Linked DNA regions of Homo sapiens: region 1 is linked to region 2. Evidence: chromatin loops called from intact Hi-C (ENCODE). Cell type or tissue: HepG2. All regions are shown on one strand. Each heading gives the region's core, and the rest is flanking DNA. Links, peaks and the distances in the headings are about the cores only.

What was found. A loop is a pair of places that touch in the nucleus more often than their neighbours do. Peaks named below come from ENCODE experiments on the same cell type or tissue, not always from the same donor. Only the 100,000 strongest peaks of a DNase experiment are listed, where the experiment ranks them.
Region 1: a loop joins it to region 2, with 5 times the contacts of the local background. A loop is called at or near these places in 2 of 110 quality-filtered maps.

The regions. Positions count from the first base shown.
Region 1 is chr5:141,146,805-141,152,138 of GRCh38, forward strand. PCDHB6 (protocadherin beta 6) reads left to right here and starts at 3,253. Exons shown (of 1, transcript NM_018939.4): 1 at 3,253-5,334. The coding sequence starts at 3,454. It also overlaps PCDHB@. In HepG2, for the core only: a CTCF peak has its summit at 3,197; a DNase peak (open chromatin) is centred at 3,207; H3K4me3 peaks cover 436 bases; H3K27me3 peaks cover 1,048 bases.
Region 2 is chr5:141,091,101-141,096,487 of GRCh38, forward strand. It overlaps PCDHB2 (protocadherin beta 2), which reads left to right and starts at 3,515. Exons shown (of 1, transcript NM_018936.4): 1 at 3,515-5,387. The coding sequence starts at 3,691. It also overlaps PCDHB@. In HepG2, for the core only: a CTCF peak has its summit at 3,467; a DNase peak (open chromatin) is centred at 3,501; H3K4me3 peaks cover 1,110 bases.

The DNA of each region.
Region 1 (5,334 bases), core at 335-5,334, 56 kb after region 2:
AAAATAAACCCAAAGCATTCAGAAATAAGGAAATAACAAAGATAATAGAAGAAATCAAGAAAATTCAAAGCAAATAGAGAAAGCAATAAAGAAACAAAGAACTGGTTCTTTGAAAAACATTTTAAAAAATGACAAACCTCTAGCAATACTGACAAAAAGTCTTACCCAATCATTTCAGATTTCAAATGTGATTTAGTATCAAATCCTTTATATTTTCAACTTCCTTGCAACATATCTCCTGTTAATTGAGTTTCTTTAAGTGATTGCTTATATATCATCTCTAACTTTTCCCTGTATTACTATGTTTTTCTTTCTATATAACTAAAGAAGAGTTTTAAGAGATTCAATTTGTCCTTGAAGGTCTTTTCCTTTCTCTTTTGATAAACTTGAATAATTTTTTAAAATTATAATGGGATTAACTGAAACATAAAATGGAAATCAGCTTGATCAGCTATGTAGTACAGGTACAGGTTGGGCATCCCTAATCCAAAAATCCAAAAATAGGAACTGCTCCAAAACCCAAAACTTTTTGAGCCAACCTGATGCCACAAGTAGAAAATTCCACACATAAGTACGTAATGCAAACTTTGTTTCATGCACAAAATTGTTTAAAAATATTAAGCAAAATTACCTTCAGCCTATTTGTATAAGATGTATATGAAACTTAAATGAATTTCATGTTTAGACTTGGTTTTCATTACCAAGATATCCCGGTATGTACATGCAAATATTCTAATATCTAAAAAATCTGAAATCTGAAACACTTCTGGTCTCAAGCATTTTGGACAAGGGCTGTTCAACCTGTCATTACAGGCTAACTAAATAAAATTAATTTTAACATACTTTACAATGTTCAGTCAGTTGAAATACTATTTCAGCTTGCTGGTAACAGTCCAGCTAAATTAATCTATCACTTCACTTTAGCATACATGAGCATAAAGAATATGGGGCATGGTGCTTTTTCACATTGTCTACTTTTCCATCATGTGTCCAGATGAGACCAAGGTTTTGCTCCCCAGTTAACAAAACTGAGCTTCAAAATATGATTAAGATGATTTCCAGTGAATGATGAAAATGTTCCGTATCTTGAAAAAAGTGTGAGTTACACACATGAATCCATTTGTTAAAATGGTACAGTTAAGATTGGTGCATTTCAATTTCTGTAAACATTGCCTTAAGAAAAGAACTATACAAAAGTAATCATTAAGCGGGAAGCAGAGAATGGAGAGAAAGGTATAGACAAAACAAGACAACAGAATGTTGTGAAACTGATTGTGTACAGAGGCTTATTCTGTTTACTTTGTATATGTTAGAATTTTTCCATAATAAAAATTTTAAGTTAATGAGTCCTTGTGAGAACATGTTTACGAATGCAAACTTAATTCAACTCTACTCTAGTCAATCAAATCAAAGCAAAAGAGGGCAACACAGAGAAACATTCTCCTGAAACAATCTAACGTAATCCATTTTCTATAAAAAGGCAGTTTCTTGATAGACCCAACTGATATCTTTTTGGGGTACTTTGAGCTATTATCCTCTTTCTATATAACTACCAATGTTATCAAAGACATTTCAAGGATCTAAATGGAGTTTGACAAATACTGTACTGCTGATAAATTTGCTCTGACGTAAAAAAATAATTCAACAACCTATATTCGAGGATGCCTGGTGGTGCTTCAGAGAAACAGAGTGAATAAAAGACTTTGTGGATGCCGTTAAGCTGGAATCAGAACTCAGAATGCTCACCGAAAGAAGGAAGCATTTAAGATTGAGCAGGAAATAATGGCCTTGTTTCAGCAAAGAGATGACACCAGTCCAATATGTTTATTATTGTTGGTTTATTTCATAATTTCATTTTGTTACATTCTCAAGGAACAGTGTGTTCCCAGTAGCATCTATCAAGTGAACCCTGGAGGCTGGTCACATTCATAATCTTTTGTTTTTCTGGCTACATAGAGGTGATTTTGAACTACAAGATCATCTCAGCTATTCAGAGTTTAGATTTTATTTAGCCTTATTTGTTTTGCCTAGCATTTATGTATTTGAAAATATCTTGATTTTTAATCTTCTATCACCTTGGCCCTTACCTGAAGTGAACTTTGTTTGAACTCAATTGATTTCACCTCTCAATAAATATGAAATTAATCTGAAATGAATTGAATTGTTTGGCATATTTTACCTCTTCTATGTGCACTAATCTATTTCACACATTTTCAGTTTGTTTAGAGATACATGTTCCAATGTATCTGAGTAGAAACTAGTGAGATGGGAATGGATATAGCCATAATATTCCATCATTGAATTCCATGGCATTCACTCAAATGTAACTCACCTGTTTTAACAGTACCTTAATTTGGCCTGTATTTATTGGACTTGGTGTTCTTTTTGCTGTGAGAAGACGGTGAAGGTGATTCTTGAATGTTTGTTTTCTGTGTTGCATCATGTTTGTACAACACGGTAATATATTTGGACCTTGATTAAATAATGTAAGAGGGGAATTTGATCAAAAAATAAAATGCACAAGACTGTTAAAACAATGTCTAATTCTATCCATGCAAAAATGGAGTAGAATCCTAAAATGCTTATGACAACTACTTGATTGCTTCTAGTCCCTCTTTTAAATACTTTAATTTACTTAGATACATGTATCATACGTACTTCTTGGCCTCAGTTTTCCTCCTAATAGCCTAATTGTTCTTTTTACTGTGCAGGCATAACTATATAACAAAGTAGGTTTTTTTTTTCATGCCATTTATGAGTCATATAATTTAGATAATTTATTGTTTATTTTACCATTATTGTTGCTAACAAACTTCGTTGTTTTGCATTGTTTGTTGGGACAATTAAATAGTGTACCTCTTGGACTAATAGATTAAATAGTTCATCAGAGATAAATTGCACTGCTGAAGCATCAAAGGAGAAAGACTGAAGTGTAGAATCTGCACTTCAATCTTTCTCCTTAATTAGCACCACCAGGGAATTTGATTCAAGTTCTAGAGGGGAGTGAACCCAGGAATTGGCTTAAAAACAAAAACATACACACAAAAAAACCAACGCTCGCAAGCAATTATTTATGCATGCGGTCCACGCACTCAGTTTGAGAAACACTGACTCGACTTAAAAGTCTTTATAATGCTCAGATTTCTGAAATGCTATTGACCTGAAAACATCTCATGAAGTTATTAGTTTGAACGCGTGGTGGCGGTACAAGCTAAGAGAGTGAATGAAAGCTCTGCAGACTCGGTGGACTCCGTTTCATCCAGAAGCCAAGTAAAAATACAGACCACGTTTACAGCTAAAGCTGAGATAGATGTGTCCGGGAAGGCAGTCGTCGCCAGACAAGTTGTAAGAACGAATTTAAAAATCTCTGCAAAGACATCCGAGAGGGTCGACGGTAGATGTGGTGATTGGGAGCTGAAAAGGATTTTTCTTCCGTATTCAGACATAATAGACATGATGCAAACTAAAGTACAGAACAAGAAAAGGCAAGTGGCTTTCTTCATTTTATTGATGCTTTGGGGAGAGGTGGGTTCTGAATCGATTCAGTATTCCGTATTGGAGGAGACAGAAAGTGGCACGTTTGTGGCCAACTTGACAAAGGACCTGGGACTGAGGGTGGGGGAGCTGGCTTCGCGGGGCGCTCGGGTTGTTTTCAAAGGGAACAGACAACATTTGCAGTTTGATCCACAGACCCATGATTTACTGCTAAATGAAAAACTGGACCGGGAGGAGCTGTGTGGCTCCACTGAGCCGTGTGTGCTACCTTTCCAAGTGTTACTGGAAAACCCCTTGCAGTTTTTTCAGGCTTCCTTGCGAGTCAGAGATATAAATGACCACGCCCCGGAATTCCCTGCCAGAGAAATGCTCCTGAAAATATCAGAAATTACTATGCCAGGAAAGATATTTCCTTTGAAAATGGCACACGATTTAGACACCGGCAGCAACGGCCTTCAGAGGTACACAATCAGCTCCAACCCTCACTTCCACGTTCTCACCCGCAATCGCAGCGAAGGCAGGAAGTTCCCGGAGCTGGTGCTAGACAAACCGTTGGACCGCGAGGAGCAGCCCCAACTCAGGCTAACGCTGATCGCGCTGGATGGCGGGTCTCCGCCCCGGTCAGGGACCTCCGAGATTCAGATCCAGGTTTTGGACATCAATGACAACGTCCCCGAGTTTGCTCAGGAGCTCTATGAAGCACAAGTCCCTGAGAACAACCCCCTCGGCTCTCTGGTTATTACCGTCTCAGCCAGAGATTTAGATGCAGGATCGTTTGGGAAGGTATCTTACGCCCTGTTTCAAGTCGATGACGTCAACCAACCCTTCGAAATAAACGCAATCACAGGAGAAATTCGGCTGAGAAAGGCTTTGGATTTTGAGGAAATTCAGTCTTATGACGTGGATGTTGAGGCTACAGATGGTGGAGGCCTATCAGGAAAATGCTCTTTAGTCGTCAGGGTCCTGGACGTGAATGACAATGCCCCTGAACTCACCATGTCGTTCTTCATCAGCCTCATCCCAGAAAACTTACCAGAGATCACAGTGGCAGTTTTCAGTGTTTCAGATGCAGACTCTGGACATAACCAACAGGTTATTTGTTCAATAGAGAACAATCTCCCCTTTCTACTAAGACCTTCCGTGGAGAATTTCTACACCCTGGTAACAGAAGGCGCGCTGGACAGAGAGAGCAGAGCCGAGTACAACATCACTATCACGGTCACTGATTTGGGGACACCAAGGCTGAAAACCCAGCAGAGCATAACTGTGCAGGTCTCCGACGTCAATGACAACGCCCCCGCCTTCACCCAAACCTCCTACACCCTGTTCGTCCGCGAGAACAACAGCCCCGCCCTGCACATCGGCAGCGTCAGCGCCACAGACAGAGACTCAGGCATCAACGCCCAGGTCACCTACTCGCTGCTGCCGCCCCAGGACCCGCACCTGCCCCTCTCTTCCCTGGTCTCCATCAACGCGGACAACGGCCACCTGTTTGCCCTCAGGTCGCTGGACTACGAGGCCCTGCAGTCTTTCGAGTTCCGCGTGGGCGCCACAGACCGCGGCTCCCCGGCGTTGAGCAGCGAGGCGCTGGTGCGCTTGCTGGTGCTGGACGCCAACGACAACTCGCCCTTCGTGTTGTACCCGCTGCAGAACGGCTCCGCGCCCTGCACCGAGCTGGTGCCCCGGGCGGCCGAGCCGGGCTACCTGGTGACCAAGGTGGTGGCGGTGGACGGCGACTCGGGCCAGAACGCCTGGCTGTCGTACCAGCTGCTCAAGGCCACGGAGCTCGGTCTGTTCGGCGTGTGGGCGCACAATGGCGAGGTGCGCACCGCCAGGCTG
Region 2 (5,387 bases), core at 347-5,346:
TTTTTGAATGGCTGTACTTTTGTAATAAGACTGTAATGACTTGCTTTCATTTTTGGTATGTTTTTGAAAATATTTTTCTATTCCTGTATATGAAATTATTTGTGTAACATTTTAATATGTTAGATTTTATTAAATGAATCTTCAAAATTATGAAAGTGACTCCTAGGATAATGTCTCTGCTTGTGCAGCATATGAAAAGTAAAGCGAAACCTAAGAAATTAAACCTACTGTAATAACATAATTTTTAAATTATGCAATAGATTCCCCTCATTATAATATAAATAATTACTATATGTAAACATATTTCATTCAGACTTATAAATATGCTATAAATTATAATCTAATATATATGATTCCTTATTAAAGGAGATTAAGAAAATAAGAGCATTTGTAAAGAAGGAAGGTGTATTCTCATCAAGGTTTAAGAAAATAAATGATTTAAAATAGCATAGCGGATATAATGCATTTAAAGCTGGAAACCTATATACGAATATAAAATATTGGTGTTGGTTATATAATCTTTGAAAAAGAGAAACTTACTTCTATTTCTAGGTGTGTTAATAGCATTGAAATGAAAGATGGGTAAAACCTTCTGAATTGTGAGGACACATGACAACATGAGAGGTTTTAAAATTTTTTTCACAATAAAACCTAATGTGTTCTTGGTTATTGTATCCTCTGAAATATCTTAGATATTAAGTTTTCTATTCTCCAGCTTGTGAGAAGAGATTATGTTATTTTCTTCATATTACCTATTTTCCTCTCCTTTATGTTATCCCAAATTAACCATAACTGCTTTAGTTCAGAAAACCTGTCCAAAGGAAATAGCCATATACCTGGTTAAATATAAAATTTCGAGTAACCTACCAGTTATAATTTGCCTGTATGATATAACTGATCTTCACTACATCTATTTCGGACCCTAATCAGGTTTTGCAGATTATATAAAAAGCTGTTTTTAAAGACTTGGACCTTGGGTGTTATTCACCTCAATGAATTTGTTTAATGCTCAATGTCAATGAATTAACATATTTTGAATTATTATAACATCCATATAAAAGTAATAATCATGGAAAGCAAAAAATAATATCAACAGGTAGAGATAGGCATTTGTTTTCTAAATGTTAAGAAAAGGAACCTGTGATTATCCTTTTTTTAGCCAGTTACAAGATGATAAATGAGAGCTTTTTAAAATATTATGCTATTGTTACATTTAATAAATCATCCAGTCCAGTTTTCTGAAAATACAGGGGATAGAAGAACAGGTTAAATGATACCATGAGGAAACAATCAAATTTGGAATGTAGGACATCCTACAAAACAACTAGTCTGGACACTTCAGAAATCTAATGTCATTAAAGATGGGGGAGTATTCTAGAGTAAATAGATCTAATAGCCAAATACAATTATCAAAGTTGGTTGAAAAAGTTTCTAAGACATTCCTTATAACAAATAGTTAAAAAAGTAAGTGCATTTGTCAAAGGAACTTGAGTGAGTGTGAATTCTTATCAAAATTGAGGAAAAGATAATGGAAAGACAGTGAAATTTGATTGGGGCTGGATTTTAGATAACTGTAGAATTTTTTTAAATTTTCTTAGGTATGATAGAACCATTATGATTATATGAGATAATATTATAATTATGTGATACCTGCTGAAATATTTAGAGGTGAAATATGATGTCTGCAAGTTACTTTCATATAAGTCATCAGAAAAGCGGGTGTGTGTACAGAATAAGATAGAACAAATATGGTAAAATATAAACAATTGTTAAGTTTGGATGGAGGTTAGAGTTGTAGTTTATGTATAGTTCTTTTAACTGTTCTATATATTTAATTTTTTTCTTCATCCCCCAATTTTTTAACCCAATGGATCTTTTAGAGACACATCCTAATATTTATTATTATTATTATTATTTTGAGATGGAGTCTCGCTTTGTCACCAGGCTTGGAGTGCAATGGCATGATCTCAGCTCACTGCAATCTCCGCCTCCCGGGTTCAAGTGATTCTCCTGCCTCACCCTCCCAAGTAGCTGGGATTACAGGCACCCATCACCATGCCTGGCTCATTTTTTTTGTATTTTTAGTAGAGATGGGGTTTCACCAGGTTGGCCAGGATGGTCTTGATCTCTTGACCTCGTGATCTGCCTGCCTCGGCCTCCCAAAGTAAAATTATTTTTTAAAGCAGCCTTAGAGTTTACAGAAAATTGAGCAAATAGTACAAACAGTTCCCCTCACATACCGATTTTCTCCCACTCAAAGTTTCCCTGTTATCAAAATCTTGCATTACTGTGGTACATTTGTTACAATTGATGAGCCAATACTGGTAAATTATTAACTAAATTTCATAGTTTAGTGTTCACTCTTTGTGTTGTATAGTTCTGTGGATTTTGACAACGGCATAATGTCATGTATCTACCATTGTAGTATCGTAAAGTACCCCATGTTTAACCTCTTCATCCCCCTCCCTCTTCTTCCTAGCTATCACTTGTCTTTTAAATGTCTCTATAATTTGGCCTTTTTCAGAGTATCATGTAATTTGAATTATACAGTATCATTGCCTTTTCAGACTGGATTCTTTCACTGAGAAATATGCATTTAAGTTTCCTTCATGTCATTCTGTGGCTTGATAACTTCTTTATATTAACATTAAAAAAGAAACAAAAAGACAAAATTAAAAAACCTAACAACAAACAATGACATATATACCCTGTTTGGAAGCAGATTGAAGAAACCATCACTGAAAAGACATTTTTAAAGATAATTGGGGAAACTGGAATATTTACTGGCTATTTAATATTATGAAATTGCTCTTTGCTAGATGTGGTAATTGAATTGAGGTTATGTTGAAAGTTCTCCTAGGCATTAGAAAGGAAAATAATATTGATACATTTACAATAAGGAAATATCTGGCTGCTCTTGGAGAGTTTCATGAGGCTCAGACACATCAAAGTTCAGGAAAATGTGAAGTGGGAGCAGTGCAAAGAAAGAAATATGAGTAAGGAGACTATTTCAGTGCCCATTAAAATACTCTTATTTGGATTCTGTGCTTTTCCTGGGTCTCTGTTTTTCAGCTGGGTTTGAGTGTGATGATGGTAATCTAACCACCACTGAGTTGCACACATGCCCAAACTCTGAATAAAAATAGAACTTTCTTAGTCTAAGCCTTCTTTCCGAAGCATGCTAGGACTGAGATCACTCCCTTCCAGGTTCTGAAATTTATTTTTTCCAGTTTGAAAAAAAAAAAAAGCTTGGATTTGTGAGGGAAGTGAAGATTTATTTATTCTTGCCCTGTCTCTATGGGTGCAATGAAGAGCCTTTCGAAACGCCAATAAGACTTCGGTACACTGAGAGACACTACTTGAAAATACTCAATTTCGATTGCCATCAGCCTGAAAGAAAGCACTGGGATTTTCTTAAAGTTTAGGAGAAAATAAATACTCGGAAGAGACGCGGGGTGGCGCTGCAGCCTTAGAAGTAGCAGAAACAAAGCACCCAGCCGACGCTCCCTTACCCAGATACTCAGCTAAAGAAGCAGCAAGCAGGAAGAGGAGGCTTTCTAAGGCGGTCGCTCCGGGAAATCCGGGCCCTAGGATTGTCCACTCATCCCAGTATCAGCGAGATACGGGGAGATAGAGTTAGCGACAACGTGAGCCAGAGCTGGAGCACGTTTGGTGAGAGACCAGAAAGCAATGGAGGCCGGAGAGGGGAAGGAGCGCGTTCCGAAACAAAGGCAAGTCCTGATATTCTTTGTTTTGCTGGGCATAGCTCAGGCTAGTTGCCAGCCTAGGCACTATTCAGTGGCCGAGGAAACGGAGAGTGGCTCCTTTGTGGCCAATTTGTTAAAAGACCTGGGGCTGGAGATAGGAGAACTTGCTGTGAGGGGGGCCAGGGTCGTTTCCAAAGGAAAAAAAATGCATTTGCAGTTCGATAGGCAGACCGGGGATTTGTTGTTAAATGAGAAATTGGACCGGGAGGAGCTGTGCGGCCCCACAGAGCCCTGTGTCCTACCTTTCCAGGTGTTACTAGAAAATCCCTTGCAGTTTTTTCAGGCGGAGCTACGGATTAGGGACGTAAATGATCATTCCCCAGTTTTCCTAGACAAAGAAATACTTTTGAAAATTCCAGAAAGTATCACTCCTGGAACTACTTTCTTAATAGAACGTGCCCAGGACTTGGATGTAGGAACCAACAGTCTCCAAAATTACACAATCAGTCCCAATTTCCACTTTCATCTTAATTTACAAGACAGTCTCGATGGCATAATATTACCACAGCTGGTGCTGAACAGAGCCCTGGATCGCGAGGAGCAGCCTGAGATCAGGTTAACCCTCACAGCGCTAGATGGCGGGAGTCCACCCAGGTCCGGCACGGCCCTGGTACGGATTGAAGTTGTGGACATCAATGACAACGTCCCAGAGTTTGCAAAGCTGCTCTATGAGGTGCAGATCCCGGAGGACAGCCCCGTTGGATCCCAGGTTGCCATCGTCTCTGCCAGGGATTTAGACATTGGAACTAATGGAGAAATATCTTATGCATTTTCCCAAGCATCTGAAGACATTCGCAAAACGTTTCGATTAAGTGCAAAATCGGGAGAACTGCTTTTAAGACAGAAACTGGATTTCGAATCCATCCAGACATACACAGTAAATATTCAGGCGACAGATGGTGGGGGCCTATCTGGAACTTGTGTGGTATTTGTCCAAGTGATGGATTTGAATGACAATCCTCCGGAACTAACTATGTCGACACTTATCAATCAGATCCCAGAAAACTTGCAGGACACCCTCATTGCTGTATTCAGCGTTTCAGATCCTGACTCCGGAGACAACGGAAGGATGGTGTGCTCCATCCAAGATGATCTTCCTTTTTTCTTGAAACCTTCTGTTGAGAACTTTTACACTCTGGTGATAAGCACGGCCCTGGACCGGGAGACCAGATCCGAATACAACATCACCATCACCGTCACCGACTTCGGGACACCCAGGCTGAAAACCGAGCACAACATAACCGTGCTGGTCTCCGACGTCAATGACAACGCCCCCGCCTTCACCCAAACCTCCTACACCCTGTTCGTCCGCGAGAACAACAGCCCCGCCCTGCACATCGGCAGCGTCAGCGCCACAGACAGAGACTCGGGCACCAACGCCCAGGTCACCTACTCGCTGCTGCCGCCCCAGGACCCGCACCTGCCCCTCGCCTCCCTGGTCTCCATCAACGCGGACAACGGCCACCTGTTCGCTCTCCAGTCGCTGGACTACGAGGCCCTGCAGGCGTTCGAGTTCCGCGTGGGCGCCGCAGACCGCGGCTCCCCGGCGTTGAGCAGCGAGGCGCTGGTGCGCGTGCTGGTGCTGGACGCCAACGACAACTCGCCCTTCGTGCTGTACCC